Regions from separate parts of the Homo sapiens genome. Here region 2 is linked to region 1. Evidence: chromatin contacts called from ENCODE Hi-C or POLR2A ChIA-PET data. All regions are on one chromosome and are shown on one strand. Each heading gives the region's core, a stretch centred on a gene start or an enhancer-like site at or near the end of the contact. The rest is flanking DNA. Distances are from core to core; before and after follow the strand shown.

The links. A loop is a pair of places that touch in the nucleus more often than their neighbours do. ChIA-PET counts read pairs that join two places held with the same protein, here RNA polymerase II (POLR2A). Pooled maps may share reads with other maps.
Region 2: a map of spleen shows a loop between it and region 1 (2.3-fold over the local background). The contact joins two enhancer-like sites. A Hi-C loop is called at or near these places in 11 of 168 maps with a recorded cell type or tissue (CD4-positive, alpha-beta T cell, CD4-positive, alpha-beta memory T cell, CD8-positive, alpha-beta T cell and 6 more), 2 of 37 single-sample maps with no recorded cell type and 8 of 50 pooled maps. POLR2A ChIA-PET finds 5 or more read pairs at or near these places in 3 of 52 experiments (A673, MCF 10A and OCI-LY7).

The regions. Positions count from the first base shown.
Region 1 is chr5:148,947,851-148,952,734 of GRCh38, reverse strand. No RefSeq gene overlaps it. Among named protein-coding and RNA genes, the nearest start is that of MIR584, 110 kb to the left of the region's middle. Within about 2 kb of position 2,539, at least 13 of the 41 ENCODE cell types and tissues checked have a DNase peak (open chromatin) inside an H3K27ac peak, as active enhancers do.
Region 2 is chr5:148,845,738-148,850,621 of GRCh38, reverse strand. No RefSeq gene overlaps it. Among named protein-coding and RNA genes, the nearest start is that of ADRB2, 22 kb to the right of the region's middle. Within about 2 kb of position 2,246, at least 5 of the 41 ENCODE cell types and tissues checked have a DNase peak (open chromatin) inside an H3K27ac peak, as active enhancers do.

The DNA of each region.
Region 1 (4,884 bases), core at 1,290-3,789:
AAAAATGTATTTCATTTCCCCCAAATCCTAAGATAAGAGGAAAAGTGATACATTGAGTTTCAGGAGGCGTTTGATAAATGACTTGCAGTTCTGCCAGCAGCCTGATTCTCTGATTAGGATCTGGCTGATGCTTTCCTGTTCTTTCAAATTAATTTCTCCTTCCAGTCTTTATCTGTCTCCCAGTTCCCCTGCAGTGGTGAGACACTCAACTTTGGAGGGAGAGTTTGTGGCTGATGTCCTTTTGCTCTACTGGCCCCTCGGTCAAGAGGTTAAGTTCTGAACGTCAGTGCCCTTACCTTCTGCTGAGGAGGACAGATGCTGGGCTTTGAGTCTCATGGGCTCTGCTCTGCCTCCAACTTGTGGTGTAGACATGAGGATCCCCCCTTCCCTGGGCTGCCTCCCTTGGAGGGCTATTATGAAGGGAAAATGAGACTGGGTATTTCAGAACCTGAAAGCAGTGCCATCAAAGGGGTTGTGATCAGATCAATGTTCCCCTGTTTAGCAGCGCGAGGCACATGAGCCGTGGCTGTGAACCATCTGCACTGACCCCATAACACTGCCAGGGCTGACCCTGCTCCGACCCGAGCCCAGAAACAGCTTCTATTCACTCCTCAGCTTGGCCTGCTCTTTCTTTGAGGAAAACACTGCCATTCAGAAAATACTATCCCATGTGGGATTTTATTTTAATTTTTACAATAAGCCTCAGAATATTGACTATTATTGCTTGTTTAGTACATAAGAAACTAAAGTTTAGACCATGAAAGAGATCTGGCCCAGGTTACCCAGCTGGTGGGTGGCAATGCTGGGATCCTGGCTTTCAGACAGGTGCTCTTTTGCAGCTACCTGCAAGGTTGCCAGCCATCCTGCTCAGACTGAGAGTGCACCCCTCCTTCATTCCTGCATTTGTCATGCAAATGTCATGAGGTCTTCAATTTGTGCATGGGGAAATAAATGTGGAGGGAGAGGAGAAATGGTGATGCATGCCTGTAAGCCCAGCTACTTTGGAGGATGAGGCGAGAGGATCACTTGAACCCAGGAGTTTGAGGCTGCAGTGAGCTGTGTTTGCACTACTGCACTCTCGTCTGGGCAATAGCGAGACTGTCTGAGAAAAAAATATGGATCTTGTAACTATATTAGGAAAATCAGCTCTTTTCATACAAGGGGACCTGTTTGTGACAATTGTAGGCAATATCATAGGCAATATTTTTCATTAGAAGCTGGATTTCTAGAAGAATTCAGGCAGTATACATTCTTTGCATCTCATATAGACATTCCTTTTATCTGCTCATCCAATTACTGTTATTATTATGAATATATATTTGTAGTAGCGAAGCTTCTGATGATAGAACCAACAGGATGTATATCTACAGGCTACAGATATCTCTATCTCTGCCTCTATTTTTATCTGTACCTCTATACACAGAGACACAGAGAGAGATTTTAGGGAATTTGGTCACTTGGTTGTGGAGTTGGCAAACCCAAAACCTGCCAGGTTAACTGGCATGCTAGAGACCCAGGGAAGAGCTGATATTGCAGTTTGAATCTGAAGGTGGTCCACTGGCAGAATTCTCTCTTCCTTGGGAGACCTCATCCTTTTTCCTCTGAAGGCCCTTAGCTGATTAGATAAGGCCCTTCCACAAGACTGAAGGCAAATTGCTTCACTCAAAGTCTACAGATTGAAGTGTTGTTCTCATCTAAAGAATCCTTTCACTGCAACATCCAGATATGTTTGACCAAATAGCTGAGAACTGTGGCCTAGACGAGCTGGCACCTAGATTAACCATCACAATGTATAAATATATAATATGTAGAATAACACAAACTAATCTTTACTGAATATTTATTATCAGCAAGGAACCATTATTTCATTGAATAATTCCTAATTATGATTATTGTACAGTACCTGATACATAAATAGAAATAAATTCTGGTTTCAAGTTTAGAAGGTAATTCAGAGTAGAGGGAAGGAAGGGGGGTTGGCATCAGGTATATTTGAGTTCAAGTTCTAACTGCCAATGTCTAAGTTGGGCAAGTTACTTAATCCCTCTAAATCTCTTTTTCCTCATCTGTGAAACAGAGTTAAAAATAGTGCCCACTTCATCAACACAGCGTGTGCTTGATACCTATTTATTGAGCAAATGAATGCTGCGGGAATCTCTAGAGTTGTTAAAAGATTTAAAGGAGATAATTTATCTAAAGCTCCCATAAGGTGCCAGGCACAGGAGGAGAAGATAGTTAATTGAGCTGCCTTTATATTAGGGTTATTTTTCCTCCTGACATCTGCAAACAACAGAGTCATGGCTCGCCGCTGCTGGGATTCACCTAACAGGGACTCAGGGAAAGGTGTGGTTTTCCGGGAGGTCTTGCTTCTAAAGGCCAGGATTAAACAGAAATCTCCCTGGTCTGAGTCAAGGGCTGTTTTTTTCTTACTTCCTTGGCATCCCTCTCAGGGCAGCCAGTTCTCACTGCTCCAGAACTCCTTTCTTGGAGCTCTGGCTGTGACTGGGCTTGGCAGGGAGCCGTCTCTGAAGAACCAGGTAATGTGGTCTGGAGCCTGGTGAGTTTCCTACATCTCTGCCAGCACACTCTGCTCCTCTTTTGCAACTCTGCCATCAGCCCTGCTTCACAAAGCTCAATTTACTGCCTCACCATAGAAAATAGCTGCCTCCTTCTCCTAAGGGATATGACCTACCCTTAGAGACTCTATCAGTTAGGCTAATCACTCCCATTTATTCTGAAACAACTTGTACTATGTATGGGATTAATTAATTATGAGGACATCAAGAGTACTATAAAGTGCTTTGTATTCATAATTGATTCATCATTCAATAAGTATTATGGTGTACTAATGGCTGGAATCCAAGCTCTGACACTTACAGGCTGTGATCTTGATCAAATTTCTATCTTATTCATAAGTTTCTTTATCTGTAAAATAAGAATAATACTAATGCCATCTTAAAACGGTTATTAGGATGTTGGAGTGAATTAGTTTATATAAAGCACATAAAAACATATCTGCACACAGTAAGTGCTCCATAAATAGTAGCAATTCCTATTCTCCACAGACTTTATTACAGATTGGGACAAGTGTTCTATAAAAGCCAACAGGATGCTTTGACACAGACACACATAGTGGGCCAGGGAAACAACTTAGAAGTGCAGGTAAGGGAAAGGCTCACTGAGCTGGTAATATTAATTTGAACACTGAAGGATGAGAAAGAGAGGGAAAAAAGAAATAATAAGGAACAGTATGTATGAAAACTTTGAGGCCTCAAATAACTTGGCATATTCATGAGATTAAAAAAAGGCTCATGTGGCTGGAGCAAAGGGAAGGAAACAATAGCAGTAGTTAACACTTACAAAGTACTCACCATATGTCAAATGCTGTCTGGGTGGTTTATTTATGTTTACTTACGCGATCCTCAATGACAACCATAGGAGGAGGCACTATCATAGCCTAGACTGGGTCATGTCATGACCATTCACACTTCATACCTTCTTGCTGCTTATAGAATTAAGTGCAAACTCTTATCTTGGTACATCAGATGCCTCGAAATGTAGTTTCAACATAACTTTCCCATTCTATGTCTTTTTTTTTGTTTTGCTATCTACCTTGAAATTAATTTTTACTTACATAAGTAATACATAAATATACTTTTCTTGTAAAAACTTTAAACAATATAGTAAAGTTAGGGTTCTCCTACTCCACTTCTATCTTAGGTACCTGACAAAGGAAATAATGCAATTAGTTTGCCATAAATCCTTCCAGATATTTCTGTAAATGTATCAATTTATATATAAACCTAAAGATTATATAAAACTATAGAATACATATGCAATTGGTTTATTATTTTTAAAGAATAAACATTAATCAAACACTACAGGACATACTGGTCTGCAACTTTCTTTTTTCCATCAGTACATATTCCATGTTGCAGATTTATGTCAACTTAAAAAATTGCTGCAGAGTATTCTGTACTATTTCTCAAATAGTGAACATCTGAGATATTTCTTTTCTTTTTTTTTTTTTTACGAAAATAGAATCTTTATTAAAATAGCAAGGCATAACAATCACTGCTACTCAGGAAACACTGTGTTTATTCTTTTTAATCATCAAAATCAATGACTTTGGGCAAGACCTCTGAACTCTCAGAGCCTGTTTCTCCATCTGGAGAACAGGCAGGTAGGGCATTGCCAGCTCCCTGTGAGTGGGGGCCACTGGTGGGAGGAGATGGCCCTGGTCGCCCATGGGATGAGAAACTTACTCCTGCTTCTGTCCCTGGAGAAGGTCTGGGAGATGCCAGTGTGGACTTAAGGCAATGCTAACACTTGCTTATCTCCTTTTGTAACAGAGAAGGGAGAGCTCTCAGCCTTGGCCACACCAGCATGGAGCCCCCCTCCCCAGCGAATTTATTTTTCATGGTCACTTTCTTTTTTTTTTTCCTTTTTTTTTTATTATACTTTAAGTTTTAGGGTACATGTGCACATTGTGCAGGTTAGTTACATATGTATACATGTGCCATGCTGGTGCGCTGCACCCACTAACTCGTCATCTAGCATTAGGTATATCTCCCAATGCTATCCCTCCCCCCTCCCCCCACCCCACCACAGTCCCCAGAGTGTGATGTTCCCCTTCCTGTGTCCATGTGATCTCATTGTTCAATTCCCACCTATGAGTGAGAATATGCAGTGTTTGGTTTTTTGTTCTTGTGATAGTTTACTGAGGATGATGATTTCCAATTTCATCCATGTCCCTACAAAGGACATGAACTCATCATTTTTTATGGCTGCATAGTATTCCATGGTGTATATGGGCCACATTTTCTTAATCCAGTCTATCATTGTTGGACATTTGGGTTGGTTCCAAGTCTTTGCTATTGTGAA
Region 2 (4,884 bases), core at 997-3,496, 100 kb after region 1:
GCTTTGTAGTCTTGGGCAAGTCATTTCTCTCTGGCCCTCAGTTTCTTGATTGGCAAAATGAGGAGGTAAGATTAAATGATCTCTCACTGCAAGATCATTAGCTTACCAGCATTTAGAGAATCCAGCCCAATTTTATATTCACATCAAATGAGATCTCGCTTATTCTGGCCCCAGCTTACCTTTCCATTCTCATCTTACTGGTCAACTCACCTTACTCACTACCCCTCTATGCCACCTGCTCAGCCAGATGCTTATGAACCTGGACCTATGCCATCCTGTTTTCTCTGTGTCTGTTCTCTGTGTTCTCTTTACCCCACTTTGCGGCTCTGCTTAATTTCTCTCCTCTCTGCTATGGTCTCAGATCCCTTTTCCGGTTGGGATAAAAAAAAATAAGACTTCCTGCTATTGAGGGGAATTATGGGGTTCCGCTTAAAAGAGTGGACTTTGAAGCCAGAATAATGGGTTTAAGCCCTGGAGCAGCAATCTACTAGCTGTGTGAATTGAACAGTTACTTACTGGCTATTCCTAAGTTTCTTCACCTGCGAAGTGTTGATATTAATATTACCTACATTAAATTTCTGATGTTGAAAGACCTAGAATGATTCCTATTTTCCTAATTGGAAACCGACTAAATTACCTGGCTGAGGAACAAATATTATGAGAGCTATAAACCTGGCAGAAATGGGCAGAGACAGCATACCACTGGTGTGTGTGTGTTTGAGTGTGTGTGCATCTGCATTTTCCTATTAAGCAGTGAGAGTCTTTCCACTATGATATAGCTTTAGCACAGTGATTGACATTGCAGGCACTAGCAATATTTGTGGACATTTAATACTGGCAAGGATTATCTGAGGCAATACATTCTATGCCTAGAACAATACATGGTACATGGCGACGCCCAGTGATGCAGCTATTATAATTATAGCATAAAGCTAGTACAGAGGAAAGACTGATGGATGAGGAGGAAGAGGAAGTGGGTTCTCACTTTAGCTCTGCCACAGGCTAGTGGTGACCCGGTGCCTAGATGGAACCATTATATGTGTCTCACCAGGCTTTTTTCTTTCTTACTAGAGCAGTTATTGTGCTGTCTTATTATGTTTTTGTGTGCTACAGTGAGCTAGTTAAGGCTAGGAGGCTGTTACGGATTGAATTAATTGTATTCCCTCCAAATTCATATGTTAAAGCCCTAACCCCTAGTATCTCACAATGTGACCATATTTAAAGGTAGGGCCTTTAAAGAGATTAAGTTAAGACAATGCTGCTAGGGTGGGCCCTAATCCATTCTGACTTGTGTCCTCATAAGAAGAGGATATTAGGGCATACAGAGAGATACGAGGAGTGTGTGCACACACAGAGAAAAATCTATATGAAGAGGCAGCCAGAGGTTGCCACCTGCAAGTCAAGGAGTGGGGTCTCAGAGGAAACAACCCTGCAGGCACCTTGATCTTGGACTTCCAGCCTCCAAGACCATGAGAAAATAAAATTCCATTGTGTAAGCCACCCAGGCTGTGGTATTTTGTTATGGAAGCCCTAGCAAACTAATACGGGTACTATGTATTTATTCATTTATTCAACCATTACTTATGGAGCATCTATTATGTGCCAAGTCCTGATTTGTGCAATAGGATATGAAATGCTGAGAAAACAATAAAAGAAAAAGGGCTTCTGCTCTCAGAAGGTTTGTAGTTCAGTGGGAGAGACTGACAGTCAAGAGATGACACAAGTCAGTGTGATAAGAGCACAGAATGAAGCGTCCCTGTGCCCTGAGAGTACATAAAGCAGCGTGGGGGTAGGGTCTGATGCCCTGGCGTCTGTGTTGTTTTATCCCCAGCACTGTCACAGCACTGTGCTGACAGACAATACACTGTAAATGTTGGTTGGCATTTATTGAAGGCTCTGATCTCTCAATTCTCTATGTGGATTAACATGAATTCTTAGTACTCAAGGAAAGAGAGCCCAGGGGCAGACTCTGCTAAGTGTGGACTGTTTATAGGGCAGCATAAAGCTGGTACAGAGGAAAGACTGATGGATGAGGAGGAAGAGGAAGTGGGTTCTCACCTTAGCTGTGACACAAGCTGATGGTGACACCCTTCCCTTATCTGGACCTCCATTTCCTCATCTTCAAAAATGAAGTAGTTGGAGTAGGTCATCTCTAAGATCCCCTGTAGCTCCATGAACTCTTTCCCAAAATGTAGTTCATGAAAAACTTATACTTAATGTAGGATAGAAGAGACAGAGAGAAGGAAGGAGGAGGAAGAAATGTAGAAAGAGGAAAGCTGGCAGGCAAGAACAGAAAAGGAAGGAGGAAGGAAGGAAGGAAGGAAGGAAGGGCTAACAAACTAGGTTGGCAGAGGTGGAACTCGACCTGTGGTCCTAGACAGTCCCTGGTGCCCCGTTTGCAGTTACTTGGGCAGCAGGTCTCCTGGTGGTTCAGCAGCACCTGTGGATTCAGTTGCCTAAATCCTGCCTGTACCAGGCCATATAAACTTGGACAAGTTGTTTTTTTTTTTTTTTGAGATGGAGTCTCATTCTGTTGCCCAGGCTGGAGTGCAGTGGTGCAATCTGAGGCTCACTGCAAGCTCTGCCTCCCAGGTTCATGCCATTCTCCTGCCTCAGCCTCCCGAGTAGTTGGGACTACAGGTGCCCACCACCACGCCCGGCTAATTTTTTGTATTTTTAGTAGAGATGGGGTTTCACCGTGTTAGCCAGGATGGTCTCAATCTCCTGACCTCATGATCTGAAACTTGGGCAAGTTATTTAACCTATGCCACAGTTTGATCCCTTACATGATGTGTGTAGGAACATCTTTATCATAGGGATGTCGTGTGGATTAAATTTGAAGATGGGTGGTGAGGTTAGAGATTATGGAAGTAATATAAGAATATCAAATTGCTGATTTGGGTGGATTTGCACTTTACAGAGCCACCCAGTATGCCACCTCCCCCCATCCAAACCACACATACACCCATTCCCACAAGCACAGTCATGCATGGCATAATGACGTTTCAGTCAACAATGGGCCACATATACCATGGTGGCTCCATAAGATTATGATGGAGTTGAAAAATTCCTATCACCTCATGATATCTTGATGATCCTGACCCTGTGTAGGTCTAGACTAATGTGTGTGGTTGTGTCTTAGTTTTTAACAAAAAAAATTTAGAAGTAAAAAAATAATTAAAAATAGAAAAAAGTTTATAGAATAAGGATATAAGGAAATAATATACTTTTGTACAGCTGCACAATGTGTTTTTGTACAACACAAAACAATTTGTGTTTTAAACTGTTACTACAAAAGAGTCAAAAATTTTTAAGAAGTCAAAAAGTTTATAAAGTAAAAAGTTATAACAAGCTGTTTAATTTGTTATTGAAGAAAGGAAAATATTTCTTTATAAGTTTAATGTACAAATTTAGTGTATACATTTAGTACAGTGCTTATAAAGTCTTCAGCAGTGTACAGTAATGCCCTAGGCCTTCACATTCACTCAATGACTCACCCAGAGCAACTTACAGACTGGCAAGCTCTCTTGATGGTAAGTGCCCTGTAAAGATGTACCATTTTAAATCTTTTATTCTATATTTCTACTGTGCCTTTTCTGTGTCTACATATGTTTAGCTACACAAATACTTACCATTGTGTTACAGTTGCCTACAGTGTTCAGGACAGTAACATGCTGTACAGGTTTGTAGCTTGGGAGCAATAGGCTATCCCATTTAGTCTAGGTGTGTAGTAGGCTATGCCATCTAGGTTCGTGTAAATATTAAATACAATGTTTGTACAACATATCCCTGTCATTCAGTGACACATGATTGTAAATGAAAAAATGTGCCATAAACAACAGTCATCCTTACCACCTGTAATCAATTTATTATTTTTTATCTGTTGTATGACAATTCATTTAAAATATGGTGGCTGCAACTTGCTGAAATGATTTCACACCTCACTAATAAGTTATGACCCTTTGTGTGAAAAAGAATGATGTTGTGCAGCAGTTTCCAAAATGTGTTGCAGGCCCCTCAGGGAGCAGAAAAGACAACTTACTGATATAAAGGAAAAGTAATAGAACAACTATGTTTTGTTTTTCTTCACTCTGGTAAAATGTTTATTTTTGTATGTTTAAAAATATACATAGCATATTATTACAGTGGTATGTGTATAATCTGGGCACAATACATACACAGATACTAAGGGTATGTTAACAAATGTTTACTAATGGGGTGCATCTTCAGAAAAATTTGGAGACTAGGATGAAGGGTATCCCAATTATGTGAGCTTAATAATTGGACAATCAACTACACTTCTTCCTCAATAGATTTTTCTAAGACATTATAATTTAAATTTCTGTCTTTTAACTTGGTCACCTACAGCCTGAAACTCATTATGCAGCAAAACCTCAGTTCATCTGTGTGGATATGACTCTGGCCTGAGGTGTGAAGGGCTTTGCTGTCTCTTCTTGGGCTGGCTCCACCATTATTTGCTGTAGGACTCTGGGCAAGATGGTGCCCCCTTCTGTCTTAGCTTCCTGCTTAAAGTGAGGGAGTTAGTTAGTTACCTTTAATATTCCTTTCAGTTCGCTAAGATTTTATAAGTCTATGAGGATTTGGAAACTCTTTACTTTTCTGTTCCTGAGTGTTGATTAATTTCAACAGGAAAATGTTCCTGGTTAAAAGTCTGCATTAAATGTGATTGGGACTTACCTCTATCCCTCCATTCATGTTAGTTTATCTTTCAACCAGGAAATGTTAGAAACTCAACTCGTTGCTAACCACAAATCTTTGACTTAATAACTGGGTCATGAACCAAGTCAATCCCCACTGAAAGAGACCACAGAAAACATACAAAATTAAGGACGGGTCTATAGATATTTCCTGGAAAGAAATGAA